3 separate regions of the Homo sapiens genome follow, and all the other regions are linked to region 2. A link is a loop called in an ENCODE intact Hi-C map of the cell type or tissue named here. Cell type or tissue: CD14-positive monocyte. All regions are shown on one strand. Links, peaks and the distances in the headings refer to the core of each region. The heading gives the core; the rest is flanking DNA.

Region 1 (10,917 bases), core at 4,389-9,388, 180 kb after region 2:
TCAGGCAAGGTGAAACAGCATAGAGGAGGCACATCCAGTGTCATAGGCAGTAGCTCAAAATGGCCTACATGGTGTTCACTCACATTCTATTGGAGAGAACTTAGTCCCAGGGCCACATACAACTGCAAGGCGGCTACCATTCAGTTACCATGGAAGGAGAGAAAACTGACTTGGGGGAGAGTGACACTCTCTTACAGCACCATAGGTGGCAAAAGCCTGAGAAATACAGCCTTGCATGCATCTTACGGGTTTTATTATTTTCATTTGACAGCTGGGGACACTTAAGCTCAGAATGATAAAGTAATTAATTAATCCAAGGTCATACCTGTAGTTGAAAGTGGAACTGGAATCTGAAGTCAAGACTACAGGATTTTAAAGCATCTTTTCCTTGCATTTTCTTAAACACTTGGTACTCTACATTCCTTTCTGTTCTTACTAATAGTCTTCAGTTTAAACATTTATCTCTTTTAGTTTGAGTCAAGTGTTTATTTTGCTCTTTTTCCTTCTAAAGCCTATAATTTACAAAATATGCCCATCTATATTGATTGTGTTTTCTTTCAGCTCACATCTCCCTTTATTTAACTTCCCTCATGTTCATTTTTCTTGCATTTGGTCACTCTTCTTTCACATCTGAATTATCATAATTCAAACATTGTTTTTCTGATCTATTCAGTGTTTATATCATTGTTTGTTTTTCTTTCCTCACCTTTTTAATAACTATTCCTGTGGAAATATGAATACTTTTGGTCTGAGTTAGCCTATCTTGATGTCAATCAATTAATAAAGTCCAGGAAATAATAAAGTTACTTTAAGTTTCCAAAACATGTTTGCACGTGAAATGCCAAGCCATTTTATTAAATACACTTGAAGTATTGTATTAACTCTTTTTAAATTCAGTGTACAAAACAAGCTGTCATATAGTAAGGTTGCTGATAATCACAAAGTAAGTACCTAGAAACATCTAAATTCTAAGCCATGACATCATTGTTCCCAAGTAATAAGGTAAGAAAGGTAACTTGAAAGTGCAGGAGCCAACATGATAAACAGTAACATTATTTCCTGGTTTTTACTATGTAAATTTCCATGTACTTGGGCTTTAGCCTGGAAAACATTTATATAAATTAATTATATCAGATTAACAAAGGGAAAATCAACTGGATTTTGAACTTACTAATTTCAAGAGAACATTCCAAATAATAAGAGAAATTAAAAATTAATTTTTCTCTTACAAGTAGATCTATGCAGCTACTGTCCTAAAACTTCAAAAGTTTGTGTAGTCAAAAGAAAGAAATTAAATACTATTTAATGCCCCTAATAGAGTAAATATTTTCTTGCATCTTTTGTCTATAGTTCTAGTAGTCATGGAAAATGGAAGATGCATTTTGTTTTTTAAAAAAAGTCATAAAAAAATGGATTAATGATACTCATCAAAGCATCAATTAGGAAGCAAATGTGGATGAGCTCCATAGCTAGAGAGAGGGTGAAATCCAGCTGCGTTCTTCAGAGGAGGCTAACCGCTGTGACAATCAGCCCCAGCACTCCAGTGTTCATTTTTCATTTGTGAAATAACACAATGTGAGTGTTCCTGGACAGGTGGCCCTGCTGTATGGCTCTTTCCAAGCAATGACTCGGGACCCAGGCTCCTTCAATCTTGTATCTCCGCCATCACCTAGGGCATCAGAGTCCTCTGACTTCCAGCTTCGCAGATAACAAGAAAACAAGAGTGGAGGATTTGGGAGGAAGATAGTCAACAGACCACATACCCAGGAGCAAGACTGGGAAATTGAGTCTGGTTCTACATCCTGGAAGAAAAGGAAACAGGATAGTAATTACTGCCATGCCAGCATCTCTCTCCCAACACAATACAAAGCAACTAATTTTCAAAGTAACTCCATTTATATCCATTTCTGTAGGAAAGTGCAATGGTTAATTTTGCATCAACTTGACTGAGATAAGGGATGCCCAGATAACTGGTGAAACATTATTTCTGTGTGTATCTGGAAGAGATTAGCATTTGAATTGGTAACTGAGAAAAGAAGATCACCCTCACCAAAGTGGGTAGGTGTCATCTAATCCACTGAGGGCCTGAATAGAACAAAAAGGGAGAAGAAGAGGGAATTTGCTCTCTCTGTTTGAGCTGAGACATCCATCTTCTCCTGCCTTCAGTCATGGAAGCTCCTGGTTCTCAGGCTTTAGGACTCAGACTGTGACTTGTACCATCAGCACCCCTGGCTCTAAGGCTTTCAGATTCAGAGTAAATTACACCTCCAGCTTCTCTGGTTCTCACGGCGCTTCTTGGCCTCCATAACGGCACTAGCCTATTCTTTTATATACATATAAAATGAGAATTGTTACTCCAAAGGAAGATTATCTTGTGTGGGCCTAATCAGGTGAGCCCATTAAAAGAGGGCCTAAGAGTCAGAGACAGAACACAGAGAGATTTGAAGCAGCAGAAGACACTCTCTGTTGTCCTTGAAGAAGCAGTTCCATGTTGTTTTGAAGAATTCAAATCCCTTCATAAATGTACATAATGTCTATGCCATTTATAAACAAAATGTAGCTTTCCAATTTATTTTGTGCGATGGAAGGATCAACAAGAAATTCAATGCTGCACAGGTAGCCACATTTCATAATCTGTATATTTGGAGATGTGTCCAGGTGGCAGCTTGGCAGCTCCACTGTCCCCTGTAGCTTCTTCTTCTTGTTCTTCTACTTCTTCTTCTTCATTTTTTTTTTTTTTTTTTTTTTGAGAGGGAGTCTCATGCTATCACCTACACTGGAGCTCACTGCAGCCTCCACCTCTTGAGTCCAAGTAGTTCTAGTGCCTCAGCCTCCTGAATAGCTGGGTCTAAAGGTGTGCACCACCACACCCGGCTAATTTTTGTATTCTTAATAGAGACAGGGTTGCACCATGTTGGCTAGGCTGATCTCAAACTCCTGACCTCAAGTGATCCATCTGCCTCAACTTCCCAAAGTGCTAGGATTACAGGCGTGAGCCACCACATCCACTCCCCACCCTCCCCGTAGCTCTTCCAAGGGTTTTCACACCAGCATGGCTACCTAGCAATAAAGTCTCACCATTAGGATTCTGTGGTTTGCAGCACAGATACCATTCCTTCCACACAGTATTCTAAAACATGCAGAACCATTTAACATGGAATCTTTTGAAATCCCAAAGCCACAGTGATCTTTTAAATTCACAAATCTGATCACATCACTTACCTGCTTAAAATTACCCAATGACCACCATTGTCTACACTGTGAAGTTCAATCAATGCCCTGACAATCTAGACCCTGCGTCCCTGTCTAGCTTCATCTCTGGCCCCTCTCCATACACAGGCTCTCGAATCTACTTGTTGTGAACACATGTTGTTATTTCCTACCTGAATGTCTCAGCTGCTCTGGCCTTCTCCTTCTTTGAACTAACATCTATTTGTCCTTGAGAACTTTACTTCAACTGCCATCTCTTTTTGCGTTCATTATTTGTTCCAATTATTTGACCCTTATACGAGTATCACTCCTTTCCAAATTATTCAGTTTCTGAGATTGAATGGTGAAGGTTTAGTAGTGAGTTTGGGTAGCAAGGGATACTTATATTATTTAAATATATTTGGTTCCCAGTTTCAAAGAGCAAGTATTAAGTGTATGGATAGTGAGGGCCCTAAGCAGTATGTTAATATAAATAAATACACACACACACACACACACACACACACACACACATCTAATCAGTTCCTGATATTGGATAGCAAGGCTACCTGATTATAGTTTTATTTCACAACTTACTTTTCATGTACATACATGATGTACAAAGGCAGCATAGTCTGTAGGGTTAATGGTATAGGGTCTTCAGCATGACTGCCCAGGTTGAAACCCCAGCTCTACTGTTTACCAGCCTACCTCTCTTCCTCATTTTCCATAGTTGTAAAATGGAAAAATAATAGGGCCAATCCCATTAAATTGAGAGGATTAAATGAGTTAATACATATAAAGTATTTACAATTGAACATGGCTCATGGAAAACACTCCATAAGTATTAGCTGTTAGCAGTAGTCATAGTAATTGTTTTGTTATTTATGCCTTGGTTTGTTCCAAAAAGAATGTAAGGTAGTGTGTGTAAATGTGTGTGTGTGCGTGTGTGTGTGTGTGTGCATTTTACTCCTCAATTAGCTTGCATGCTTCCTAGGGGCAGCAGCTGTGGCCTGTAATTTCTTTGTGTATTTTTAAAATGGCTAGCACAGTGCCAAGTATATGGTGAGTGCACAATAAGTATTAATTCCTCCTCCCCTTTTCTCCTTAAAATACACACCATGTTAGTCTCTGTTTTCTCCCACTACGCTGAGCACCATGCTTGGCTCAATGGTATATGTGTGTTGCTCGGTTGGACTGTTGTTGATTGCCACAGCTTGTTGAGCCCTACAGAAGTGCCTCAGCCTTGGACGGATATTCACTGACCCATTCAACAATCTTGTCCACCATTTTGTCTGCAGATTGAGTGTGCAGTGTTAATGAGCTTTGACAAGACAGAAGAGAACACGTTCACAATAACAATTGAAAATAACCCTTTTGATATGGCTGGGATATTTGTTCACTCCAAATCTCATGTTGAAATGTGATTCCCCAGTGTTGGTGATGGGGCCTAGTGGGAGGTGCTGGGCCATGGGGATGGATCCTTCATGAATGGCTTGGTGCTTTCCTCAAGGTAATGAGTGGTAGTAAGTTCAGCTGAGATCTTGTTGTATAAAAGAGTGTGGCATCTCCCCACTCTCTCTCTCTCTCTCGCACCCTCTCTCTTCATGTGACACACTTGCTTTCCCTTCACCTTCTTCCATGAGTAAAAGCTTCCTGAGGCCTCCCCTGAAGCAAAGCAGATGCTGATGCCATGCTTCTACAGCCTGCAGAGCCATGAGACAAATAAACTTCTTTTTTAAAAACAAATTACCCAGTCTCTGGTATTCCTTTATAGAAACACAAAATGGACTAACACACTCTCTATTCTTAATGGGGAGAAAAGCTAGAATTGCAGTGAAATGAAATGTTTGTGAAGAAAATCATGACTGACTTCCATTTAAAAATGTTTTTTACATTTAAAAATATGTGAAGTTCAGCTGGGCACGGTGGCTCATGCCTGTAATCCTAGCACTTTGGGAGGCCAAGGCAGGTGTATTACCTGAGGTCAAGAGTTCAAGTCCAGCCTGACCAACATGGCGACACCCCCTCTCTATTAAAAATACAAAAATTAGCCAGGCATGATGGCGTGCGACTGTAATCTCAGCTACTCAAGAGGCTGAGGCAGGAGAATTTCTTGAACCCAGGAAGCAGAGGCTGCAGTGAGCCAAGATCATGCCACTGCACTCCAGCCTGTGTGACAGAACAAGGCTCTGTCTCAAAAAACTAAAAAATAAAAAAAAATGTGAAATTCAATGTGCCTGATGATGCTGCCAGAAAAGAGAAAGCTAGCCTGAGTAGACCTTCATTCAGTTCTACCCTTTCTTAAAGTATGTCCTGTGGAAGCTTAATGCTGAATTAAAGTCTCCTAGAAACCTTATTAGGGGATTTGGGTCAGGGACAATAGTTGTTCTTCATGACCTTCTTTTGTAACCTCCTAAAGAATGCTGTCTATCATCTCACTAGGTTCACAAGGCTTGTTTTGTCCTTTGTAGTATCTCCCATGGCCCATCCAAGGGAAAAGGAAGTTCTTGCTCAAAGAAAGTTTGTGCACTATGCAAATGCAGTGATATCATTTTTCATCAGGCTGAACTAAACAGCACACAACAAAACCAAGAACCTACACCACTGCTTGTGCACTTACATGCTAACATAAACTGTACAGATTTATAGTCCCTGATGTGTACAACATCCCTTATGTATTAGTCTGTTCTCATGCTGCTAATAAAGATATACCTGAGACTGGGTAATTTATAAAGGAAAGAGGTTTAATGGACTCACGTTCCTTAGGGCTGGGGAGGCCTCAGGAAACTTACAGTCATGGCAGAAGGAGAAGCAAACACGTCCTTCTTCACATGGCGGCAGCCAGGAGAAATACAGAGTAAAGGGGGGAAAAACCCCTTGTAAAACCATCAGATCTTGTGAGAACTCACTTACTATCATGTGAACAGCATGAAGATAACCACCCCCATGGTTCAATTACCACCCACTGAGTCCATCCCACAACACAGGGGGATTATGGGATCTACAGTTCAAGATGAGATTTCGGTGGGGACACAGCCAAACCATATTACCTTACATATGTGAATTATCTTGTTTGCTTCTGAACAGAACAGTGGTAACTACAATTGCTCTACATTTTACATTTAGGTGGATCTTAAGGTGACAAGATTTTACTCCTTTTCACAATTTTTGTGATGGGACAATAAGCAGGAGAGGAGAAAAAGGCAAAGGAGCATGTAAAAATAAATGACCTGTTTTTTACTATGTCCCCTTTCTCAGTAGAATATGAAAACTTCCTGTGTGGGTCCTTTTATGGCTGCTTCTAGATTTTCAAAGCTGTCCCAGCTGAGACGCAGGCAAAGAGAAGAAAGAGGCTGGGCTGAAAACCACTGCAATTTCCTGGGGAGAGAGTGCCCCCGGATGGGCCATTGATCTTCATTGTTCCTGCTAGACAAATAGACTTCTCAACATCAAATAAAACTTTACTTGATGAAGATTTGTTTGGAAGGATGCTTTGTTTATATTTCTTTACCCTTTTAGATATTACCTACAATTTCTGAGCACATGTGCCAAGATAAAAGAACTTAACAAGCAAAGAAAAAGGGCGTTTTTTTCTATAGGGAGAGGTTCTGAAAAATCCAAGAACATAAGACGGGTTTGTATACTGGCTGAACAACATGGGGTGGCTAAACTGGTTGTGTTTCTAAATTCTTTCAAACAGGCAGAGTTACTAATTTGTCTTATCAGATGCTCAGCATGATAAATCTAAACCAAATTATCCTATCACATGAAGTACTCTTCCCTTAAGAATCAATTAAGCATTGGAAAAATGAGAATTCTTACTTCTATGCAGAAATGATACTGTGTGGTTAGCTAAAACTAGGACTGTGTTAGCAAAACACAGACTGTATTAGGACTATGATTTGTGTACAAATCACAAAACTGATCATTCCAAAGAGAATGATAGAACAAGGGTAGCCTGGGAGTTTCTGAACTAGCATTGTAACACAATGAGTCAGTTGGTGTATCCCTCAATTCGGCTGGATTAATTTTTTTTTTTTTTTCTTTTGAGACGGAGTCTCGCTCTGTCTCCCAGGCTGGAGTGCAGTGGCGCGATCTCGGCTCACTGCAAGCTCCGCCTCCTGGGTTCACACCATTCTCTTGCCTCAGCCTCACAAGCAGCTGGGACTACAGGCGCCCGCCACCACGCCTGGCTAATTTTTTGTATTTTTAGTAGAGACGGGTTTTCACTGTGTTAGCCAGGATGGTCTCGATCTCCTGACCTTGTGATCTGCCCGCCTCAGCCTCCCAAAGTGCTGGGATTACAGGTGTGAGCCACTGCGCCCGGCCTCAGCTGGATTACTTTATCCCCAATACTGTCACCCTACTAGTTCCTGTCTTGCAGTGAAAAATAGCAGATCTGTGAGTCCAGGAGCTGGCTCAGGTTGGGGTTCACTGCTAGAATCACCCAGGTTGCTTTTGATAATGAACTCTATCTTCAGTCTGCAAAGTAGGTCGTGGGAGAACAAGTGAATTGAATATTGTTCATGAACTTTTATCATTTAATAGGGCTTCACTATAGAAAAAGTAAAAAATACAGGTAAGAATAAAGTAAAAGTTTTTTTACTTTTAAAAACTTTCCATTACCAAGAAGAAATCCTCTCCACTTTTTAGTGTGCGTTATATCCATCTGGATTTTTCTTTATAGTGTAAGTATGGTGAAAGCATGTGACTCAAGCTTTGATTCCAAAGTCAGCTAATGTGTTAGTCCATTTTCATGCTGCTGATAAACACATACCCAAGACTGGGTAATTTATAAAGAAAAAGAGGTTTGGCCAGACACGGTGGCTCACACCTGTAATCCCAGTAATTTGGGAGACTGAGGCAGGTGGATCACCTGAGTTCGGGAGTTCAAGACCAGCCTGACCAACATGGAGAAACTCCATCTCTACCAAAAATACAAAATTAGCTGGACGTGGTGGTGCATGCCTGTAATCCTACCTACTCAGGAGGCTGAGGCAGGAGAATTGCTTGAACCCAGGAGGTGGAGGTTGTGGTGAGCCAAGATCGCACCATCGCACTCCAGCCTGAGCAACAAGAGCAAAACTCCATCTCAAAAAAAAAGAAAAAGGTTTAATGAACTCACAGTTTCACGTGGCTGGGGAGGTTTTACAATCATGGCAGAAAGAGAAAGGCATGTTTTACATGGCAGCAAGCAAGAGAGAATGAGAGCCAAGCAAAAGGGGTTTCCCCTTATAAAATCATCAGATCTCATGAGACTTATTCACTATGATGAGGACAGTATGGGGGAAACTACCCCCATGATTCAATTATCTCCCACCAGGTCCCTCCCACAACACATGGGAATTATAGGTGCTACAAATCAAGAGGGGATTTGGGTGGGAACACAGCCAAACCATATCAGCTAATAAGGAGGGGAAACTTACAAATTATCACTGAACTGTCCTTAAATCACTCATAAGATTCAGTATACACAGTTTTGTGTTTATAACCCTGGAGAGTGCTTCTTATATATAAGAAGTTTTGGGAATTGCTCAACTAGAATAAAAGAAGAAACAAAAGTAATATCTTAAAATAACCTGGGAGACAGGGAAAATTCCAAGTAGTTCTGCTTCCTGGCAGTATTTAATCTGTTATGTTTTAATATTAAGCAGCTATAGCCTTAATACCTATTAACAGATGTATTTAATGGATGGATTAAACAAGATAATGGAGTCACACCTTACTGGAATTAAATTCTAAAGTTGGTGCCTAAGAAACACCTAGGGTGAAATTCCTCTCTCATTCTCTTCTTTCTCTGCGTGTGTGTGTGTGTGCATGCGTGTGCACGTGCATGCACACACACACACATACATGTGTAAAACTCAAATCATACATGCTGTTTTGGAGCCCACTTTTTCCACTTAACAAGATATTTAACCATCTTTCCACAACAATGAAATATTCTAAAACACGTTTTCTATGTATGGTTACTATTCAAAAATGTTTTCACATAATTACATTTTTGTTGCTTGTTTTGGAGAATGTGACTTATCTATATGAACTTTACAAATAATGTGCACCATAAGTTACTGGATGGGCCCTCTTTGGTATCTGAAAATCCAAAGAAACTACATGCCAAGGACCTGAAGCTGAAGGGCCTGTGTTTCTGTAGTGAGCTCTCAGAAGCAAAGGAGGGGACATCACAACCCAAGCATTAAAATGACTAATTCTTTTAACTTTTAAGTTCAAGGGTACATGTGCAGAATGTGCAGGTTTATTACACAGGTAAATGTGTGTCATGAAGTCGGGGGGCAGTTTGTTGTACAGATTATTTCATCACCCAGGTGTTAAGCCTAGTACCCCTTAGTTATTTTTCTTCATCCTCTCCCTCCTCCCACCTTCCACCTTCCAATAGGCCCCAGTGTGTGTTGTTCCCCTCTATGTGTCCTTATCATTTAGCTCCCACTTATAAGTGAGAACATGCGGTATTTGGTTTTCTGTTCCTGCATTACTTTGCTAAGGATAATGACCTCCAGCTCTATCCATGATGATGACTAATTCTGTTGTTAATTTCTCACCATGGTCCAAGACATTTTGTTTTCCAGCCATTTATTAGTTATACTCTTTCCCCATGAAAGTGATTTTGCAGCCTTTAAAGTACAGGGCAATTGCTAGACAAAAACAAGCGAAATGAGGATGGACTAGAAGGAGAAAAACTGAAGGCAGACAGACAAGACATCTATGGAAATTTCAGGAATGGCAAGGGAGACATTAGTGATAGGGACGGGGGCAGAGAAATTCTAGGCAAACAGGCAGGTCCCCAGTGAAACCCCATCCTCAAGCCAAAAAGTCTGCAACTGTGGCCCAAAATGAGAATTTTTATCCCTGTTTTATCCCTGTTTTCCCACTCAAATGTTGCCTTTTTCTAAACTACCCATGGCCCCACCCCACCCCATCCTGTGCCTATAAAAGTTCCAGCCAGTAGGCAGGAACTATGGCTAGATGTTGGAGAGAAGTGGCTTGTCTTCAGAGAGACAACTTGTTGGTGTAACTTCAGAGAAGAATCTGGCCAGAGACAGCTGGACCTCAGGGGAAGATTACCTTCCCTCACTATCCTCTTTTCAGCCCTCCTTCCTGCTAAGAGTCACTTTCATTGGCAATAAAATCCCCCTGCATTTACCATCCTTCAATTCGTTCATGCAACTTCATTTTTCCCGGATGCCAGATAAGAGCTTGGGAGACACAAGCGTGGATTCAAAAGGCTGTCACACTGTCCCTTTGCTTTCACAGGTGGAGGGCAGCTGCCTCACATGAAAAGGCAAAGGGCCTGAGCTGTTAACTGAGCTGTTAACACTTAAGCCATCCAAAGATGGCAGAGCTAAAAGAGCTCTGTAACACTCCCTCTGGGGCTTTGGGGGTTGCAGACACCCCTGCCTGGATGCTGCTGTGGGGCCTGCATGGAGTTTGCTCCTGCTGGCGCTAAAGCATCCAGCCAGTTCCTGCACCTTCTCACCTGTCTGCTCCCTCCTACAAGGGCTGGAATGCAGCAGGTCTGAGTGAGTGGAGTGTGATCCCACCAGTGCCAAAGGAGCTGATTCCAGCACTCATCTACTCCAGTTGCCACACTCGTTTGATCATGTGCTCCCTCTCATGAAGAGTTGAGAGTGGTAGGCTGAGTAAATGAAGCACACCTGTCACAAGTCCCTCGAAGGGGTCAGGGAAATATCCTGCTTCACTAGTAGT
Region 2 (10,917 bases), core at 2,451-7,450:
CCAGACAGTGGCAGAATCTCAACTGAACCCAGACTGAACAACAAACCGGTGCTTTTTTTTTTGAGATGGAGTCTCGCTCTGTCACCCAGGCTGGAGTGCAGTGGTGTGATCTCAGCTCACTATAACCTCTGCCTCCCAGCTTCAAGCGATTCTCCTGTCTCAGCCTCCCGAGTAGCTGGGATTACAAGCGTGCACCACCATGCCCAGCTAGTTTTTTGTATTTTAGTAGAGACAAGGTTTCACCGTGTTGCCCAGGCTGGTCTCGAACTCCTGAGCTCAGGCAATCCACCCACCTCACCCTCCCAAAGTGCTAGGATTACAGGCGTGAGCCACCGCGCCTGGCCCAAACCTGTGCTTTTAAAGGTGACATAATATGCCTCTCTGTGGCAACATCCATGTTGCCATTAGACAAAGATAAGGGCTGAATCAAAATGTGAGACAACCCAATTTTGTATATGTAAAATTGTATGTATTGTCAATTGGGATTAAAAGGGGGTTTTGTTCTGGTTCTAAGGAAGATTGTAATAAAGAATAGAAAAGTTAGTCAAGGCCTTGTAACCATAATAGGTCTGCTGCCCAACGTGCCGCAAGTCAATAGCTGAGACACGGGGTTGCCGCAGAGCAAGAGGTTTAATGGGAGGGCCGCTGAACGAGGAGATGGAAGGAAACCTCAAATCTGTCTCCCTGAGGAGTTTGGGGCTAGGCATTTTAAAGGGTTTGGAGTAAGCCTAAGTGTGGTGATAGTTGATTGGTCGAAGAGTACAGGGTGAAGTCATGGGACAGGGTGATGAAGAAACTGTATTCTCATGCTGATCCCATTTGTCTGGGTGGGTTGGCTGTCAGCTGTTTCACTGGAATTTGGGGGAAAACACCTTAAGCAATTCTAACAAAAGCTTTATGATTCTAATGTCAGAAATCCTATCTATAGGAACAATGGGGATGCACATGGCCAGGATCTAGTGCTACTACAGGACTTTTGGTGACAAGGAAGTGGGCCAAAGTACAGCCTGATTAATGCTTAATCCAGAATTCTTGTTAACCCTGTGAGGACAGCTTCAGCTTTATCTGTAAAATCTCTGAGACTGTCTACTGTCAATGGTATTTTTGCGGCAATCGTAAGACCATGAATTTCCTTTCCCTACAAAGGTTGAGGCAGATCCAGGGGCCATATGTCCCCACCCATGAACCACCCCTACATAGCTTAAGATTCCTTTCCTCAGTTTCATCATCTGTATAGTGGAGGTGATGGCTAGGCCCCTCTCTCGGCCATAATGAGATTTAAATGAGATAAAAAGTGCTTAGCACGTACCCAGCACAAAGTAAACAATAAATGTTAGATGTAATTTTGTCCGAGTACAGTGGCTCACGCCTGTAAACCCAGCACTCCGGGAGGCCGAGGCAGGCGCATCACTTGATGTCAGGAATTCAAGACCAGCCTGGCCAACGTGGCAAAACCCTGTCTCTACTAAAAATATAAAAATTAGCCAGGCGTGGTGGTGCACACCTGTAATCCCAGCTACTCTGGAGGCTGAGGCAGGAGAATTGCTTTAATCCAGGGGGCGGAGGTTGCAGTGAGCCAAGATTGCGCCACTGCACTCCAGCCTGGGTGACAGAGCGAGACTCCATCTCAAAAAAAAAAAAAAAAAAAAAAGTTAGATGTACTTTTATTATCCAGCGAAGGTCACTGGCCCACTTCTATGAGTAACACTCAATGCTTTTTTAAATAACTAGATCTTTGTTGCTACCCACCAAAGCTGTATGAATCACTTCTAATAATACTAATTTCTAAACTGGGTAAGTTCTGTTCTACCTACATCATTAATAATCGTCTAAAGGCAAAAATGCATCTTGGGGGCACTTCAATTTTAGTGTATTTTTATTCTCATTATCTTCATCATTTAACAATTGTAGAACACACGGGAATTTATCCTTTGAACTTTAAGTCACATTGCATTTGAAGTGAATATTTATAGCATTAAAATTGACCTTTCTTTTATCTTTCCTCATGCCCCAAATAAGATTTTATAAAATAAAATGCATTTTTAATACAAAACAGAAACCATGGAAGATTTGGGAGGGTTGATTGGTTATTTTGGAGAGGTTGTGTCTGGCTTGGGTTTTATTTAGTATGGATTTGTGCGTGTGTGTGTGTGTGTGTGTGTGTGTAGTTTTTGTTTGATTTGGTCAACACTAATATTCATCTGTAATAAGTAAACCCATATATTTTTTCAATTTGGGTATAATGTTATGATTTCAAGAGTATTTTGTCTATGATTTCTCAGCTAGATTAACTTAGGAATGAAAATAAATTGAGTTACTTTTAAACTCACTGAGATGCCTATGCTACATGCACATCTTGTCATAAAAGGGTTAAGATAAAATTTCAGCCTGAACAAACAGAGGAAGAGACCATGCTCCTTAGCTGGTAGATCTGGGTTCATTCAACATCAGTCAAGGCAAGAAAGTCATTCTTTCCAATAAGGCAGTTGACCTGCCATCAGGAGAACCTCAGGCCCCATAGGCTTTGCAGTTACATCTTGTACCTGGTTCCGCCCCCAGCCCACCTTCGAATGTTATAAACAATATGGCTGTGGCAGAAACATCAAAAACTAACTCTCAAAAGGCAAAATCCCCATCATTTATTCCACTACAGAGGGTTGGAACTTGGCATCTCTGTGGCCAATAGATTGTTCTGTTTCATCTGAGAGACCACTGAGTGAGCACTGACTGTGCCTGGCCTGTACTAAGTGCATTACACATCTGAGCTCATATGATCCTCACAACCACCCTAAAAGGCACATATTATCTTCATTCTGTAGTTAGAAGACGGGGTCCAAAGAGTTTAAGGTCACAGACAGCAAAGGCATCTGAATGCCAAATCTGTGCTCTTATCGGGAGCTGTAAGAATGAGCCCTGTGCCAATCCAGGAAAGATGGTGAAAGGAAATTCTCCTGAAGCAATAAAAGGAAAAGGGTTTGCAAAAGCATTTCACAACAGAAACCGCACCATGGCCAGGCCTTCTGGCGATGGAGTGAAGGCAGCTCTAGGAAGTCTCAGCTGCAGGGCTGGATGCCAGAGCTTCACTTTCCATGTGGCTCTATAACTCCTCCTATAGCTACGTTTCTGCAAATAACTGCATTAGTCATGAGTTCTTTTTGTTGGTTTGGTTGGTTGGTTGCAAATGACAGAAACCCAAACTAGATAACAAAAGAATTTCCTTGAAATGTTCGTGAAGTTCAGAAGGGCAACTAGGCCTTGGGGACAACTGAATCTGGGGCTTGAAAGCAACCAGGCTGGGCACAGTGGCTCATGCCTGTAGTTCCAGCACTTTGGGAGGCTGAGGTGGGCAGATCGTTTGAGCTCAGGAGTTCGAGACCAGCCTGGGCAACGTGAAAAAAACCTGTCTCTTTGAAAAATACAAAATAAAGTAGCTGAGCATGATGGCCTGTGCCTGCAGTCCCAGCTACTTGGGAGGCTCAGGTGGGAGGATTGCTTGAGCCTGGGAGGTCGAGGCTCTGGTGAGCCATGATTGTGCCACTGCATTCAAGCCTAGGTGACAGAGTGAGACTCTGTCTCAAACCAAAAAAAAAAAAAAAAAAGCAACCAGCACTGCCTGTCTTCCCTCCGCACATTCCCTCCCTTTCATCACACCAGGAAAGAAGACTACACAGCAGGAAATATGGTCTTCACCAGCCCCTAGCCCACAGCTTTAGCCACCAGAGCAATAAACCATTTTTTCCAGCCCATTTGCTGGAGAAAATGGTTTATTGCTCTGGCGGCTAATGCTGTACCTTTAGCCATGGGAACCCTCATGGGCTTCCCCATGAGGCTATGGAACTCTGTGGCTCAGTTCCACAGCAAGCAACTGGCCGGCTCAACTCGACTCAGACAAAGTTGTGTGTGCTGGACCAGTCACAGCCACTCTGATCAGCCGTGGGGGATGGACGCATGTAGACCCTTCACCAAGTTACCAAACATGCCGCTTACAGCAGTCGCGCCCTCGGTAGGGGTGGATGAGAAGACAGAGGATTTGCAGGCATTTTTCTGATCCTTAAAACTCCTGTGAGACAGGTCATTTTACAGATGGCATTGAGGCTCAGAAAGATAAGATACCTTTCTCAATGTCACACAGTGGTGAGTGTGGGGCTCAAACGCAACAGCAAAGGTCGTGCCTACTTCTCTGAGACCACACCACTTCCATGACAGCATTCAGCGCGCGGGGTTCCCTCCAAAGCGGAACCGAATCATTCTCACCAGTATCCAGGTAACACCTGCAGTGACACAAGCTCCCAGGTGAGAAAATGGAGCGTCCGATGAGAAAAACAATAAAGACAAACTGGCAGTGCCAGAAAATCAGTTAGAAAAAAACTAGACTTGAACCTTTACTCTCACAAAATAGCTAATGGTAGTCTTTCGTTTTTAAAGGTGGGCTTTTGTTTATTTATTCATTCAGCAAAAAATCACGAGTACTTTCTGCAACACCAGGGCTTGAAGGAAGATACAGCACCAACCCCCCAACGGCCGTGCAGTTCTCCGATTCGGCCAGCAGAGGGAGCGAAGGGCCAGCTCTGTGGGAGGACCTGCAGAGCTGGACACCAGCTGAACCGCGTGGGCAGCCACACCACCCCCTGGCCACGCCACAAAATGCCCAAGACAAAGAAGTCCCAGCTGTCCTTTAGGTGTTTAGAGCTACAGTGAGGGTACCCTGGGGAGATCTGAGAACAGTCCTGCAGCATGGTTCTGGGAAGATGAGGAGAGGAGGGAATCCTTGGGTAGAACCAACATGCCCCACCCAGACTAAAGGGTCGGAGGATCTAAGAACTGGCAAGTCAAACCTCAGATACAAAACATAGTCCTCTTTGACCACACAACACGCCCTCAGTGATACTATGCACTAAATCGCGCGACGCCATTTCCAAGCCCCCAACTCTACTGTCCTCAGTGAGACAGAAGGAAGGGTTCCCCGCCTTTTGGGGTGGAGGAAGCCTGGATGTGAAGACAGATTTGAAAAAGAAGTGCAGGAGCATTCAAGACCATGGGCAGGCCCCCTGGCAAATTCACCCAGGGGGCTGGTGGAGACTATATTTCCTGCTGTGTAGTCTTCTTTCCTGGTGTGAGGAAAGGGAGGGAATGTGCAGAGGGAAAACAGGCAGTGCTGGTTGCTTTTTTTTGTTGTTGTTGTTTGTTTGTTTGTTTGAGACAGAGTCTCACTCTGTCACCTAGGCTTGAATGCAATGGCACAATTATGGCTCGCCAGAGCCTTGACCTCGCAGGCTTAAGCAATCCTCCCATCTGAGCCTCCCAAGTAGCTGGGACTGCAGGCACGGGCCATCATGCTCGGCTACTTTCTTTTGTATTTTTCAAAGAGTCAGGGTTTTTTCACGTTGCCCAGGCTGGTCTCAAACTCCTGAGCTCAAGCAATCTGCCCACCTTGGCCTCCCAAAGTGCTGGAACTGCCAGGGTGGGGAGCTTGCTGAACCAATTGTTCAGGGCCAGCGTTGTGAGGCTAGCGTCCGTCACCATGGGGAACAGAAGGGTCATATGTGCCACATTGCCAGCTGCCCACTACTCCCCTAATGAGCCAAGAAAGACATGAAAGCCAGTTAGTGACCAAACGTCCCCATTCTACATTACACATGTACTAGAGGGGATATCAAAAAGGCCAATTAACCAAAAACTAAGCCCGTCGTCCCCAAGTGACCCCTTTCAACTATAAATCGGGATTGGAGGAATTCTAACATCCATCCTAGTGCACACATTCTGAGTTTCTGGTTCTCATGTTGTGACTTGGTCACAAATGACCAAATCAACCTTTCCACTTCCTCAGCATAAGCTGTTATTGATCATCTTGTTTTCAAGGACATACACACGCGCACACACACACGCACACTCCAAATCAGAATCCTATGAGGTACCACACAGAGTGAAGTTTGCTGTCTATACATTTTAAAAATCTCAACCAGGATATGAAGGAGAGATGGAATGCAGATGGTGACAAATGACTCTGTGTTACAAATGAGTCACATTACCATGCAGAAGCGGGTGGGGAACAAAGGAGCTGACTTAAGAAACTTTGGCAAATACAGTTTTGACAGAATACTGTAAGGCTAAAAACAAGAACCACACACACACACAGACACACACAGACACACACACAGACACACACACAGACACACACACAGACACACACATACACACAGACACACACACAGACACACACACACAGACACACACACACATACACACAGACACACACACAGACACACACACACACACACAGACACACACACACAGACACACACATACACACACAGAGACACACACATACACACAGTACTTCAGTTGGAAAGTGTGTTTCTCACAGTAATATATTTTCAAACTACTTAATATGTATGCTAGTGTTGAATAAACATGTAAAAATATCATAGATAATAAGAGCCAGGTTTCCTCACTGTTGGAGAAGAAAGTTACAAATAAGGAAAGCAGGAAGCTTAGAACGAGTACTATGGAGCAAGCCTGGAGTCAGAAGTAGCAGTGTGGGCACATGCTTTTGTTTTACAGATAGATACAAAAAATACATAAAGATGTGTGTATCCGCATGGGTTGGTGTGTGTGTATGTATATATGTGTGTACAGGGGGCCTAGTAGCTGTGACATCCCAGCATCAATGAGGACACCTAGTCCTCTTTATTTCTAAACATCATTGTCCAATAAAAGGAACCAGGGCTCCTTGGGTTAGTGGTTGATTTCAGGGCTGGGGCAAGGAAAATACAAGACAAGATGAACCTGGAGAATCTTGTGGTGCCAGAAAGTAATAAAGGGCTTTCAAAAAAGAAAGGACCTGTAATCCTAGCACTTTGGAAGGCTGAGGTAGGTGGATCACTTGAGGCCAGGAGTTCAAAACCAGCCTGGCCAACATGGTGAAACCCTGTCTCTACTAAAAATACAAAATGTAGCCAGGTGTGGTGGCGTATGCTTGTAATCCCAGCTACTCAGGAGGCTGAGGCAGAAGAACCACTTGAGCCTGGGAGGCAAACGTTGCAGCGAGTCGAGATTGTACCACTGCACTCTGGCCTGGGCGACAGAGTGAGACTTTGTCAAGAAAGAAAGAAAAAGAATAAAGAAAGAGAGAGAGAGAGAGAGAGAAAGAAAGAGAAAGAAAGAAAGAAAGAAAGAAAGAAAGAAAGAAAGAAAGAAAGAAAGAAGGAAAAGAAAAGAAAAGAAAGAGAAAGGAAAGAAGGAAAGAAAGAGAAAGAAAGGAAGAAAGAGGAAGGAAGGGAGGGAGGGAGAGAGAGAAGGAGAGAAAGAGGAAGGGAAGGAGAGAGGGAGGGAGGAAGGAAGGGAAGAAGGAAGAGAGGGTAGAAGAAAGGAGGAAGAGAAAGAGAAGGAAGGAGAAAGAAAGAAAAAGAAGAAAGGGAAGGAAGGAAAAAGATGCAAGAAAGGGGAAGGATGGAAGGCAAGAAGAAGGAGGAGGAGGAGAAGGAGGAGGAGAAGGAAGGAAGGGAGAGAGAGAAAGAAAAGAAAGAAAAAAAGGAGAAAGAAGAAAGAAAGAGAAAGAAGAAAGAAAGAAGGAAAGAAAGAAAAAGGAAAGAAGACAAGAGAAAGAAAGAAAGAGTGTGTAATAGGTGGAGGAAGGAGAAAAGTAAAGGATGGAACCACATCAAGGGACATGGGCACCAACCTGAAAGGGCTCCTACCACAGACATAGCCACTGCAGCCAGGATCCACCAATGGTTGGTGTGGTGGGTTGAATGATATCCCCCACAAGACCTGTTGATGTTGAAGTCCTACCTTCTGAGACCTGTGGATATGACCTTATCAGGAAATGGGTTCTCTGCAAATGTAATCAAGTTAAGATAAAGTCATACTGGATTAGGGTGGACCCTAAACCCAATGCCTGGTGTCCTTGTAAGAGCAGAGGACTCCCTCACACAGGAAAGAAGACACAGAATGCCAGAATTGCCAGCAACCATCAGAAGCTGGGAGGGAGGCATGGGCCAGATTATACCCCAGAGATATCAGAAGGAATCAACCCTGCAGACACCTTGACTTCAGGGTCTGGCTTTTTAGACTGTGAAAGAATACACTTCTGTGTTCTGGGGCACCCAGGTTTTGGTAATTTGTTATGGTAGCCCTAGAAAACTCATACAGATGGTAAAATTAATGTGTGAAAGTTTAAGCAGAAATAAGATATTGGCCTAATCTCTAAGTATCTCCCATCTAATATTCATTAATTACAAAGGGAAAATAGTAACTTTACCAAAATGAAACCTGGCAGACACCACCTTGGGCAATGATGAAGATTGACATCACGGGTAATATGTACCATCACGTTCCTGACATGATTCAATGGGAAGGGCACATCACCTGTATGGTGTCCCTTCCCTTATGCAAAACCTCCGTCTAATCACAAGAATCAGCTGAAACACCTAGGTTGAGGGAGAGTCTACAAAAGAACTGATCAGTACATTCGAGTGTCAAGATCACGAAACACAAGAAAAGACTAAAGGGCAACCACAGATCAGAGGGGACAGGATCCAACAACTAAATGCAGTGGGTGATCCTGGAACAGCAGGGGGACATTAGTGAGACAATGGATGCAATCCAAAGAACGTTGTGGTTTAATGAATGGTACTGTACCACTGTTAGTTTTTTAGTTGTGATCACTTTTTTATAGTTAAGATGGTAACATACGGGGAAATGGAGGGAAGGGTTTACATGAACTCTGTACTGCTTTTGCAACTCTTCTACAAGTCCAAAATTATCTTCAAATTTAAAAAGCAGTAACAGGCATACCTCATTTTATTGCACTTTGCTGTAGTGTGCTTTGCAGATATTGTAGGGTTTTCTTGTTTGTTTTTGTTTTGTTTTTTAATGAACCGTACGTGTGTGGCAACCCTGCAAGTCGAGAAGGTCCATCAGCACTTTTCTTTCTTTTCTTTTTTTTTTTTTTTTTTGAGGTGGAGTCTTGCTCTGTCGCCCAGGCAGGAGTGCAGCGGCACAATCTCAGCTCACTGCAACCTCCTCTTCCCAGGTTCAAGCAATTCCCCTGCCTCAGCCTCCCAAGTAGCTGGGGATATAGACACGCACCACCACACCTGGCTAATTTTTTTCTTTTTTTTGTATGTTAGTAAAGACAAGGTTTCACCATGGTGGCCAGGATGGTCTCGGTCTCCTGACCTCGTGATCCGCCTGCCTCGGCCTCCCAAAGTGCAGGGATTACAGGCGTGAGCCACTGCGCCCAGCCATCAGCACCACTTTTCCAACAGCATGTGCTCACTCATGTCCCTGTGTCACATATGGGTAATTCTTGAAATATTTCAAACTTTTCAATTAATTATTATTATATCTATTATAGTGATCCGTGATCAGCGATTTCTGATGTTACTATTGTAATTGTTTTGGGATGACATGAACTGTGCCCACATAAAATGACAAACTTAATCTGTAAATGCTGTGCATGTGTGTTCCAACTGCCCGACCAACCAGCCGTTCCCGTCTCTCTCCCTCTCCTCAGGCCTCCCTATTCCCTGAGACAAAATATTAAAATTAGGCCAGTTAGTAACCCTACAATGGCTTCTCACTGCTCAAGTGAAAGGAAGGGTCACATGCATCTCACCTTAAATAAAAAGCTAGAAATGATTAAGGCGTGTCAAAAGCCGAGACAGGCAGAAAATTAGGCCTCCTGTACCAAATAGTTAAGTTGTGAATGCAAAGCAAAGCAAAAGTTTTGAAGAAAATTTAAAATGCTACTCTAGCAAATACACGAATGATAAGAAAGTGCAACAGCCTTATTGCTGATACGGAGACAGATTCAGTGGCCTGGATAAAAAAATCAAACCAGCCACAACATTCCCTTAAGCCCAAGCCTAATACAGAGCAAGGTCCTAACTCTTCAGTTCTATAATGACTGAAAGAAGTGAGGAAGCTGCAGAAAAAAGGTAGGAAGCTGCAGAAAAAAGGTTGGAAGCCAGCAGACGTTGGTTCATAAGATTTTTAAATTTAATTTTTTTTTTTTTTTTTGAGACAGAGTCTAGCTCTGTCACCCAGGCTGGTGTGCAGTGACTGCAATCTCTATCTCCCGGATTCAAGTGATCCTTCTACTGCAGCCTCCTGAGTAGCTGAGATTACAGGTGTGCACCATTATGCCCAGCTAGTTTTTGTATTTTTAGTGGAGACAGGGTTTCGCCGTGTTGGCCAGGTTGGTCTCAAACTCCTGACCTCAAGCAATCAGCCCGCCTCAGCCTCCCAAAGTGCTGGGATTACAGGCATGAGCCACTGCACCCAGCCAGTTCATAAGGATTAACTAAAGAAACCATTGCCATTATACAGAAGTACAAAGTGAAGCAGCAAGTGCTAATTTAGAAACTGCAGTAAATAATCCAGAAAATCTAGGTAAGATCATGGATGAAGGTGGCTAAATGAAAAAACAGATTTGGAAGGAGATGACATCTAGGATTTTCATAGTTGAGAAGTCAATGCCTGGCTTCAAAACCTCAAAAGCACAGGCTCTCATTTTAGGGGCTAACATAGCTGTCAACTTTAGGTTGAAGCCAATGCTCATTTACCATCTTGAAAATCATAAGGCCCTTAAGAATTATGCTAAATCGACTCTGCCTGTAAACAGCCTAGATAACAGCACATCTGTTGACAGCATGGTTTACTGAACATTTAAAGCCCACTGTTGAGACCTACTGCTCAGAAAAAAAGATTCCATTCAAAATAATAACTCATTGACAAGGACCTGGTCAGTTACCCAAGAGCTCTTATGGAGATGTACAAAGGGAGAAATGCTTTCATGCCTGCTAACACAACATCCATTCTGCAGCCCATAGATTAATTCCCACTTTCAAGTCTAATTATTTAAGAAAGGCATTTCATAAGGCTACAGCCGCCGTAGACAGTGATTCCTCTAGT
Region 3 (10,917 bases), core at 1,598-6,597, 190 kb after region 2:
AAGGCAGACTGGTCCCCAGGCAAGAAAGGGGTCTTTATGGGAAAGGGCTATTATCAACTTTGTTTCAGAGTCAAACCATAAACTAAATTATTACCCAAGGTTAGTTCAGCCTATGCCCAGGAATGAACAAGGACAGCTTAAAGATTAGAAGCAAGATGGAATTGGTTAGGTCTGATCTCTATCACTGTCATTTCCTCAGTTATAATTTTTGCAAAGGTGGTTTCAATTCAACTGAGCATGCTCCCAGTATCTTGCACCTCCACTTTGAGATGATACTTAAACCCCAGAGAAAAGCCATCTGCCTCAACCAGCTGCACCTAAGACCCTGCCCTGAGCTTGATCAGCCATGAAGTGCTCACCAGATGTCATGCCAGGCCCCTATTGACTCCGATAGGGATGGCACCATACCCTAGAGGGCAAATAAGAGACCTGGAGACAATGAATGAGACATAGGGTTTATCAGGGAAACTCCATACAGGAATGGCCCAGTGGTGGCAAGCTGGACAGTAGCACCATTACTGTTTATAAAAAGCATGCAGTTTATACAGCATTTTCACTTAGGACCCTCCTCTCAGCAACCTCCATTTAACCCAAAACAAAGGGCCTCAATCCCTTCAATCTCTGGGTTGGCCACTCCTGGATTCCTTAGCTTGGAACTCCAAACACACATGCTTCTTAGACCCTAAAATCATTCTCAGGGTATGTTTAAATTATTGTTGTAAGGTGCATCTGCCATATACCAGGTAAAAACATGAGAATCTGTACCACACTGGGCTCAGAAAGTTCGTGTGTTCAGCCAGCAGAGGTCGGCTGACAAGACCATCTCAACCTTGGCTTGGAAAAGCTCAAGACAGTTAGTGGCTTCCTCAGAAATATGAATCTGTGTGTTCTCTACCAAGCAATAATTGAGATTACTAGGAATAATTGAGAATGTACTTCCTGATGAATGAGGGAGTACAGGGAACTTCACCTTAAAATTTGGCTCCTTGGTGTAAGGAATGAATTAAAGTCCCTTAGAGCTCAGCAAAAGCTGGAAGAGACTTTTTCTCTAGCTACATAAAGACAGGACAGACCCACCAAGGAGAATAATGGTTTTTCCTTTCCTTCCCTGTTATCTCATTATCTTTTGCAGAAAAGAAGATCACAAATGTAACCGCACCTGAACAGACTCTTTCACAAGATAATAACTGTCTCTCAGGCTCATTCTGTTTTCAAAGAGAACCATTTACAAGTTAATCTCCACTCCCATCCATTCATTCTCCCTAGTAATCATGTACTGCCCCTAAACAGAATTACCTATATTCCCCATCTCTCCCCCAGCCTCTGAAATAAGGCTATATAAGTATCTGGGCCCCACTGGGATTTGGGGGTGATATGGTTTGTGTGTTTCCCCACCCAAATCTCATCTTGAATTGTAATTCCCACAATTCCTATGTGTTGTGGGAGGGACCTGGTGGGAGATTATTGAATCATGGGGGCGGGTCCTTCCAGTGCTGTTCTCATAATAGTGAATAAGTCTCATGAGATCTGATGATACTAAAAAAGGGAGTTTCCCTACACAAGCTCTCTCTTCTCTTGTCTGCCACCATGTGAGATGTGCCTTTCACGTTCTGCCATGATTGTGGGGCCTCCCTAGGCAAGTGGAACTGTAAGTCCAATAAACCTCTTTCTTTTGTAAATTACCCAGTCTCGTGTAGGTCTTTATCAGCAGCTTCAAAATAGACCAATACAGCAAATTGGTACCAGCAGAGTGGGGCACTGCTAAAAAGATATCCAAAAATGTGGAAGCAACTTTGGAACTGGGTAACAGACAGAGGTTGGAACAGTTTGGAGGGATGAGAAGAAGATGGGAAAATGTGGGAAAGTTTGGAACTTCCTAGAGACTTGTTGAATGGTTGAATGGCTTTGACCAAAATGCTGATAATGATATGGACAATGAATTCCAGGCTGAGGTGGTCTCAGCTGGAATAAGGAACTTGTTAGGAACTGGAGCAAAGGTGACTCTTGTTATGTTTTAGCAAAGAGACTGGTGGCATTTTGCCCCTGCCCTAGCAATTTGTGGAACTTTGAACTTGAGAGAGATGATTTAGGGTATCTGATAGAAGAAATTTCTAGCAGCAAAGCATTCAAGAGGTGACTTGGGTGCTGTGAACAGCATTCGGTTTTGAAAGGGAAACAGAGCATAAAAGTTCAGAAAATTTGCAGCCTGATAATGTGATAGAAAAGAAAATCCCATGTTCTGAGGAGAAATTCAAGCCTGCTGCAGAAATTTGCGTAAGTAACGAGGAGCTGAAGATTAATCCCCAAGACAATGAGGAAAATGTCTCCAGGGCATGTCAGAGGTCTTCATGGCAGCCAAGAAGGAGGCCCAGAGGGCTATGAGGAAAAAGTGGTTTCGTGGCTGGACCCAGGGTCCCCTTGCTGTGTGCAGCCTAGGGACTTGGTGCCCTGCGTCCCAGCCACTCCAGCCATGGATGAAATGTGCCAATGTAGAGCTCAGGCCATGGCTTCAGAAGGTGCAAGCCTTCAACCTTGCCAGCTTCCATGTGGTGTTGAGCCTACCCGTGCACAGAAGTCAATAACTGGGTTTGGGAACCTCCACCTAGATTTCAGAGGATGTATGGAAATGCCTGGATGCCCAAGCAGAAGGTTGCTGCAGGGTCAGCATCTCATGGTGAATGCAGTGCAGAAGGGAAATATGGTGTCAGAACCCCCACACAGAGTCCTTACTGGTGCACCACCTAGTGAGGCTGTGAGAAGAGGGCCACCATCCTCCAGACCCCAGAATGATAGATCCACTTACAGTTTGCACCATGTGCTTGGAAAAGCCACAGACACTCAACACCAGCCCGTGAATGCAGCTGGGAGGGAGGCTGTACCCTGCAAAGCCACAGGCATGGAGCTGCCCAATATGATGGGAACCCACCTCTTGTGTCAGCATGACATGGATGTCAGACATGGAGTCAAAGGATATCATTTTGGAGCTTTAAGATTTGACTGCCTTGCTGGATTTTGGACTTGCATGGGGCCTGTAGGCCCTTGGTTTTGGCCAGTTTTTCCCATTTGGAATGGCTGTATTTACCCAATGCCTATACTCCATTGTATCTAGAAAGTCACTAACCTGCTTTTGATTTTACAGGCTCATAGGCAGAAAGGACTTGCCTTGTCTCAGATGAGACTTTGGATTGTGGACTTTTTAGTTAATGCCGAAATGAGTTAAGACTTCGGGGGACTGTTGGGAAGGCCTGACTGATTTTGAAATGTGAGGACATGAGATTTTGGAGGGGCCAGGGGTGGAATGATATGGTTTGGCTGTGTCCGCACCTAAATCTCATCTTGAATTGTAACTCCCACAATTCCCATGTAGTATGGGAGGGACCCAGTGGGAGTTAATCGAATTATGGGGGTGGATATTTCCCATGCTGTTCTCATGATAATGAAAAGTCTCACGAGATCTGTTGGTTTTACAAATGGGAGTTTCCCTGCACAAGTTCTCTCTCTCTCTTTGCCTACCACCATCCATGTAAGACATGACTAGCTCCTCCTTGCCTTTCACCCTCTCTCATAACTGTGAGGCCTCCCCAGCCACGTGGGGATTGAAGGGCAGAGAAGGGCAGAGAAGGGCAAAGGTAAGTCCAATAAACGTCTTTCTTTTGTAAATTGCCCAGTCTAAGGTATTTCTTCATCAGCAGTGTGAAAATGGACTAATACAGGGGTAATCACTGGTTCTTCCCTGTGTGCACATTAATAGACTGGTATCCCATTTCTCCTATTAATCTCCTTTTGTGAGTTGGATGTTCAACAAACCTTCAAGGGGTGAAACAGAAGATTTCCATCGGCCCCAGTCTTCCCAAAGGCACAGAGGTTAGGGGTTTCTCAAATATAGTTTGGTGGGCAAAGGATTAGGGTTGGGGGGCATGTTGATTTGTTGGGTCAGAGATGAAATCATAGGGAATGTCACTTTATGTATTTATATATATGTTTTTCCTCTCTGTGTGAACCTCACATGTATGATTTTTGTTAAATATATTCAGTACTTACTTTAAAAAAAAAATACATTCTTTTGTCTAAACTAGTGGTTCTCAAGAGGTGATTTTGTGTCCTGCTGCCAGGGGACATTTGGCAATGTATGGAGACATTTTTGGTTGCCACCACTGGGCTGTTGGGGGTAGGTGAGGTTCTACTGTCATCTAGTGGGTAGAGGCCATGGATGCTCCTAAACATTCTGCAGTGAATAGGACAGTCTCAAACATCAAAGAATTATCCTGTCCAAAGTGCCAGTAGTGCTGAGGTTGAGACACCTGCTCAAACTCAAAGACCAGTAAAAATTTAGAAAGAGAGAGAGAAAAGTAGAGTGCTTTTGAGTCCCCTTAAACTCAGGCTTAGCTCTTAGTTGTATTGATGTAATTATAATTTATTTGCTGTGTTATTTTTTGGCAGTGTAACCACCCAACCACCCACTGCTCACACAAAATTGACTCACTGAGACCATAGCATTGCAGTAAAGAAAGAGTTTAATTGGCAGAGCTGGCCATGCCATATAGGAGATTAGGGGTTTTTAAAATGCAGTTTGATGGGCAGGGGAGTAGGGTAGGGGGCATGCTGATTGGTTGGATAGGAGATGAAATCATAGGGAATTGAAGCTGTCTTACTGTGCTGAGTCAGTTCCTGGAGCCGGGGTGGGGTGAGACAGGACTTGTTGGCAGGTCCAGGTGGAGCCATCTGGACATCTCCAAAAGGCAATCTTAGCTTCTACAATAGTGATGTTATTTATATTTGCAAGAGTAATTGGGGAAGTTTCAAATCTTATGACCTCCGGAATAATGCCTTGTAATTATTTCTAATTCAAACCCCTCTTATCCTCCTAACTTGGTGGTCTTTCATTAGTTTTACAAGAACAGCTTAGTTTTGGAGAAAGGCTATTATCATTTAAACTATAAACTAAATTTCTCTCTAAGTTAGCTTGGCCCACTCCCAGGAGCAAATACAGTCAACCTATGAAGCTAGAAGCAAGATTAGAGTCAGCTATGTCAGATTTCTCTTACTTTCATAATTTTGCAAAGGTGGCTTCAACAGTGCCTGTAATTACTTTCATTGTAAAGTAACATATTTTTATAACCCAATGACAGTAACTAGATGTTTGATATCATCTGTCTATATTCTCTTACCTACCTTCTTTTATATCACATTATTTTAGTCTGAAAGCAAAATAATCCCTTAACATCCTTTCTAAAGTAAAATGATTTATCCAGTTTTGTTTTTTTTTCTCTATCCCAATCTTAGCATTTCACCTAGGAAAGACTACAGACGTGTTAATCCATGCACATGATTGTTGGGACCATAACAGTTAGATGGCCATCATTGTGTTGCTGCAATTAACCTCTTTCCTCCAGGCTTACATGCTTACCACTTCTATGCTTCACAGAGAAATCATGTTCTCTGGGTACCTATACTCATCATTTCCTCCACTGATCCTTGTTATTTCCAATTCAACCAGTCTCATCTATGCTTCCCTTTTTGGAGCTCTGTTGCTTCTTAAAAGGAAGTTTTTATTGAATTTGTCTTCAATCAGCTCTCTCCCTTCAGAATTCTGTGTATCTGCTCTCTTCCACTTAGTGGAAGTGGTACTTGGTCAAATACATGTCGGTGATGGCGCTCACATTTTGGTTCATACAGCTATTAAACATGTATTTTCTCTCCAACTAGAGAAGCTCCTTTTGGGCAGGGACAATGTCTCACTTTTCATGACATCCTGAAGCACCAGGTATAGGACTCAAACAAAAAGGCATCCATTGACTATTGAATTCATGAGTAAAATGTAGATAATAAGTTTATATATTTGAGATGACATGAGCATATGACTTTATGTCCTCAGAGTCCTAATTTGGCCACCATGAATTGAAGGAAAAGCATCTCATTTCCATGACAAAATCTTTCCTACAATAAAAATTGTAAGTAAGCTTGGATACATTTCACATGACTAACTCATGACCAAAAAGAAACTTGATCTGTGACCTTCAGTAACACACTCGATTTAGAAAATGTGAATGGGCTTAATGATTAGTGACGGTTGCTAAAAATTAAGGCTTTAAAAAATCTTATTTATGTGAATACTAAAGCTGCACACACCTGGAGGTATTAGTTGATGTCCTTGTTGACCTAAAAGGAGGAGGCTGAGGCACAAAATATAATTTAAAGAATTTACTTGAGCCAAAGGGAAGACAGCTGTTGAGACGCTCTTCCCAGTTGCACTGGGGAGTGCTCTGTTAGCTTTTGTTGTAAGCAGGTTTCTAAAGGCAAAGGGAACAAGGAATGGTCTGATGTAAAGTTCTTTGACAGGAATTCTCACTGGTTTTCAGAGAATAACATTGCTTAATGATTGGCCATGCACTGTGGGACTGCAGGATATAGTGTTATAGTGTCTGGCATATGGCATTTGATGGCTACTTGGCATCAGTTAGTCTAGAGCCCACATGGCAAGTGGCTTCAAGAGATAATTATTTAGTTCAAGGGGGAGTGATGTGACTGCTGTTTCATTCAGTGCCTTTTGGGGCCTGATAATTTAAAGGGGCTCTCATTCTTCAGATAAAAATTTTCTTTCCTTCCTTTTTCCTCCACACCATTTTGAACAAACTTTCTGTTTTCTTAGTTATCACTTTCCTCCTAATAGTCTTTAGAGCAAACAGAGCAAGTAAGCCAACCAGAAAAGCCACAGAAAACACACTTTCCATATACCTACCGTCTATTTTCCTCTTAGACGCATACTTGATCCTACGACAAAAGACTTGTCTCCAAATAAATCGATTTAAAATATGTGAAACATTATATCTTTTAAAAAGTGACGTTTCATAATAAAACTATGTCTACTATGCATTTGCTTTGAGTTTTTATAACTTTCCAAAAAAGTTTTCCTCTTGCCGGTAAATACGTATCCTATTTCTACAGCTCTGGGATGGTATCTATTTATTATACATTATTTATCTCTAAAATGTTTTACTAAGCCAAAAAGGAGAAGAACACATCATACGGAACAGTACCCTGTGTAAGGAGGGAAGTGTCAGAGACTCCATAGTGTACTCCCAGTGTGACCAGTGAGAGCTACTGCCCTGCCCTGAGTTGAGATGTTCTGAAATAGCTATTGCATTTCTATGTGCCCTCTTTTTCTGCCATTATTAGCAAACAGTTTTCATCCATTGGCTGACAAAACTGGAGTAATGGATAGTGCTGGACCAGCAGTAAAGAAACAAGGAATATCAGCCTGAATGTGGGAATGCAAGTTTTAGTGCAATTCAACAGCTATCAAGGAAAAGGTCAAGGAGGTCTAGGATAAGGGGCGGCAGGCAAGCGGGCATCAGTGGAGGCCCTTTGACTTTTTGAAGAGCTTCAGAAACAACACTATAGCCTGGAAAGGCTGATCTACACTGGAAGACATGGTAGCTCCTGGCAAGGAATGACCCCAGCCGAGAAGAGCAACTGCTAATGCGTGATGAAGGATGGATGAGGCCTGGGATGCAATGGGCTCATAAAGCACTGACTACCTGGAGTCCGTGAGAGCTCTCATTTCCAGTAGGAAGTTTCACTGTCTCCAGGGCAAATGAAGGATATGTGGACATTATACATTTTTTAAAAAATTTAAGTGCAAGCATTTTTGTTCTCCCCATTTATTTGTTCATTCATTCGTTTATTCAACTAACATCCATTATGTGTTCTTTGCTGCACGCTGAAGATACAAAAAGCATTAAGAAAGGAACTCTGTTTGTAAGAATCTCACAGTTCCTTAGGAGCTGGGTGTGGGATGTTCTTTGCCCCTCTAGATCTATTCTCTGCCCTTCGCCACCTTGCCCAGTGGCTCCTGGAAGCTGACTTTTCTGGAAAGTATCAACAGGGCTCCCTTGCCTTCCAGCTTCAGTTGGGCTCAGCCACTAGGAAGCACAAGAGGAGAGGAAGGGTAGCAGGAGAGGAAGGGCGGCAGAAGAGGAAAGTGAAGCATTGCCCTGGCTTCCTTCATGCCTGCTAAGGCTTAACAATGGCTGCACTTCCCTAAAGCCACAACTGCTGAGAAGCAGCCTGCTTCCAGAACTACAACCAGCTCTTCTGTTCCTGGCTTTTCCAGGCCCAGGGCTGACAGTGGCCCCCCACAGTGTAGCCTGGAAGTGCTTTATCACTCTTGGTTCTCCTTGACCTCTACATGGCCCCTCCATTAAGCTTTCTTTCATTTATTTCCTGTATGATGACATAACAAGGTTAGCTGGGCAATAAGCAAATATCCTATAGTGTCAAGTGTACAATGAGGGCAAGAAAGGATTAATCAGTCCTAACTGGGGGGGGGGGGGTCAGGTGAGGCTGTGGTCTATAAAGTCCTGTCCCTATTCACCCTTTCAATTGCATGCTGAAGTTTCTCTAAGAACATGAAATCAATCACGTTATCTTCCAGCAATGGCAGTGGAAAAATCTGATGACAACCCCAGGAAGAAAGTTCAATGGCCATGTGATTGACTATATAATGATGTTCCATTTATCTAAAAATAGTACTTTGCTTAACTTACACTAACGCACCTTACAGTTATGAGACACTACCTACTTAAAATAGCATACAGTGAAAGTAGACCTAATCTACCTCCTAGTTGAGTAGTAACAAAAATGTCTAACAGTTACTGAGTTCTCAACTAAACCTATAGTATTAATATGATAATTATGTATGGAATTATGCATATAGATATTATGTATAGAAGTGTGTCTACTAATTTCTTACAATGCCACCACAGAATAATAGTATTATTCCCATTTTATAGCAGAAGAAACTGAGGCTTAGAGAGAATTTAGTGACTTGCTCAAAGTCATAAAGCTAGTAAGTGGCAGAGCTGGGATTGTAATCCCATCTATCTCCATTATTAACCACTATGCTCCCTAATAAAAAAAAATTCTCATATCATGTGTTAGCTAAGGTAACATAGGATGCATTAACAGATAAACCCCCAAATGTCAGCGATTTACCATAACATTTATCTCTCACTCATATCAAGTCCAGTTGGTAGTGGTTCATGTGGGAAGAGTCCACTCTAGCTCAACAGTTCAAGACCCAGGTAGACAGAGGCTCTGACCTCTTCAACATGTACCTCCCATGTTGTCCTGAGTGCTAAAGTCCAGCCAGCAGAAAGAAGAGAGAGAGAAAGAAGATTTTTATGATTCAGGGGTGGAAATTCCAGACATAAATTCTACCCTTATTCCATTAGACAGGAATCCATTGTATGATTGGGAAATCAAGTCTAGCTGAGTGTCTAAAAGGAAAGAGAAAGGATTTGATAGACAGCAAGACTCACACTGCTTCCAATTATAACTCCCCAATTGTTCTCAGGTGACAGGAGGCTCTGTCTCAACCTGATGACCAGAGAATGAGATGAAGATCAAGTGGATTCCACAATATTTAGTTTTTGCTGTCAATATCATGTCAGTCAGGAGAACAGATAACACTCTAGGTCTTTCAAACAATGAAAATTTAATAAAAGGAATTTATACAAGGACTGAGAAGCCAAATAGGGAACTGCAAGACTACCCAGAGATTAGAGATACAGGAGGCCAGCACCATCCCCAGGAATTGAAGGTCACTAGGATGAAGTGGTGTCATCAGAGTCCCAAAGCTGGGGCTTTTCTAGTGGGAGATGCCCAGAAGGAGGGACGGGCTATTGGGCAGGGGGTGAAGCCACAAAGGAGACCCAACTACCAAAGAGGGAGGGAGAGAGAGAAAGAGGGACTCTCTTCCTCATTGCCCCAAGTCTTCCTTTAGAGCCTCATTTTGGCTTGTAAATTAAAAACAAAATTCTAAGTACCCCAACCAACTGAATGTACCCCTCTTGGCCAAGGAAACTCCAGAGAAACTGGTTTCCCAGCCATGATGAAACAGACACACCTCATTATACCTTTTCTAATTATGGAGAATTTCTGTAATGAGATTCTGTTGGGAGGTGGAGATTCACAACTAGTATGGGAGCTGAAGGGGACAGATACTTCCTTCTTCTTCCTGGAAGAAGAGATTGAACAGATGACCAAGGCTTAGCCAATTAGATGCTCCCACCTGAGGTCTCAACTCTTGACCACCAGAAACAACTGGAGAGTTTAGAAAGTATTCACAGCACCAGCATCCACACAAGGCAGATCCAGTGGGGCCCCTGGGCAGCTCCAACAGTCATTCCAGCAGGGTGTTCTGGCTGCTCATGCCAATCATGGCTGTCTGATCCCTCTTGGTTCCTACCTGTTTTTTAAGTCTCATTCTTCAAACTTCCCTTTGATCTATGAGCTATTCATTATCTGCTTACATTAATGGGTCATTTCTATTGCTTCAACCAATGCCTGACACATCTACCAATACTTCAACTCACTCCCTCCTTTGTCGTTCTTTTCACCTGTCTGCAAACTTCAGCCTTTGTTTTTTGACTGTGTCCCCTTCTTTGTTCCCACATCCTGACTTTGGATCATTGCTGGGGAAAAAAAATCACATTCTTCAGATTGGAACCAACTGAGAAGTTCAGGCTCTATAACCTCAGGCACAATCCTTCCAGGAATCCTTAGCTCCTCATCCCATTCCCCCAAAGAGCCACTTCAATTCTTAGACATTCTTCTCAAGCCTCACTTCCATCATCTCTTGCCCTCCTCATTCCCAAGAACTTGCAGCAAACAACATAACAACAAATAGCTTGTCTCTGATTCACAGGCAAACTAGAGACCATGAGATACAAACTTGACTGAATAAACAATCACTGTATGAAATCGTTGCAGCTACACTCATTATGTAACTAGTATCTTGTGCTTCTCTTTTTCACCTTAAGGTTATTTTCCCTAAAAAACTACCAAGTATTTACATAGACCACATACACTTTTTCTGCTTAGAGAGTATGTTAATATGTGTGTACTGTGTGTGTG

What was found. Peaks named below come from ENCODE experiments on the same cell type or tissue, not always from the same donor. Only the 100,000 strongest peaks of a DNase experiment are listed, where the experiment ranks them.
Region 1: a loop joins it to region 2, with 3 times the contacts of the local background. A loop is called at or near these places in 90 of 110 quality-filtered maps.
Region 3: a loop joins it to region 2, with 4 times the contacts of the local background. A loop is called at or near these places in 105 of 110 quality-filtered maps.

The regions. Positions count from the first base shown.
Region 1 is chr4:37,774,428-37,785,344 of GRCh38, forward strand. No RefSeq gene overlaps it. Among named protein-coding and RNA genes, the nearest start is that of PGM2, 47 kb to the right of the region's middle. In CD14-positive monocyte, for the core only: a CTCF peak has its summit at 6,631; no DNase peak of the experiment used is centred there; H3K27ac peaks cover 983 bases.
Region 2 is chr4:37,598,641-37,609,557 of GRCh38, forward strand. It overlaps a transcript of RELL1 not described here. Among named protein-coding and RNA genes, the nearest start is that of RELL1, 82 kb to the right of the region's middle. RefSeq lists an enhancer at 8,241-8,880. In CD14-positive monocyte, for the core only: CTCF peaks have their summits at 4,534 (motif pointing right) and 4,738; DNase peaks (open chromatin) are centred at 3,011, 4,561 and 6,051; H3K4me3 peaks cover 373 bases; H3K27ac peaks cover 3,268 bases.
Region 3 is chr4:37,789,564-37,800,480 of GRCh38, forward strand. No RefSeq gene overlaps it. Among named protein-coding and RNA genes, the nearest start is that of PGM2, 32 kb to the right of the region's middle. In CD14-positive monocyte, for the core only: a CTCF peak has its summit at 4,194 (motif pointing left); a DNase peak (open chromatin) is centred at 4,178.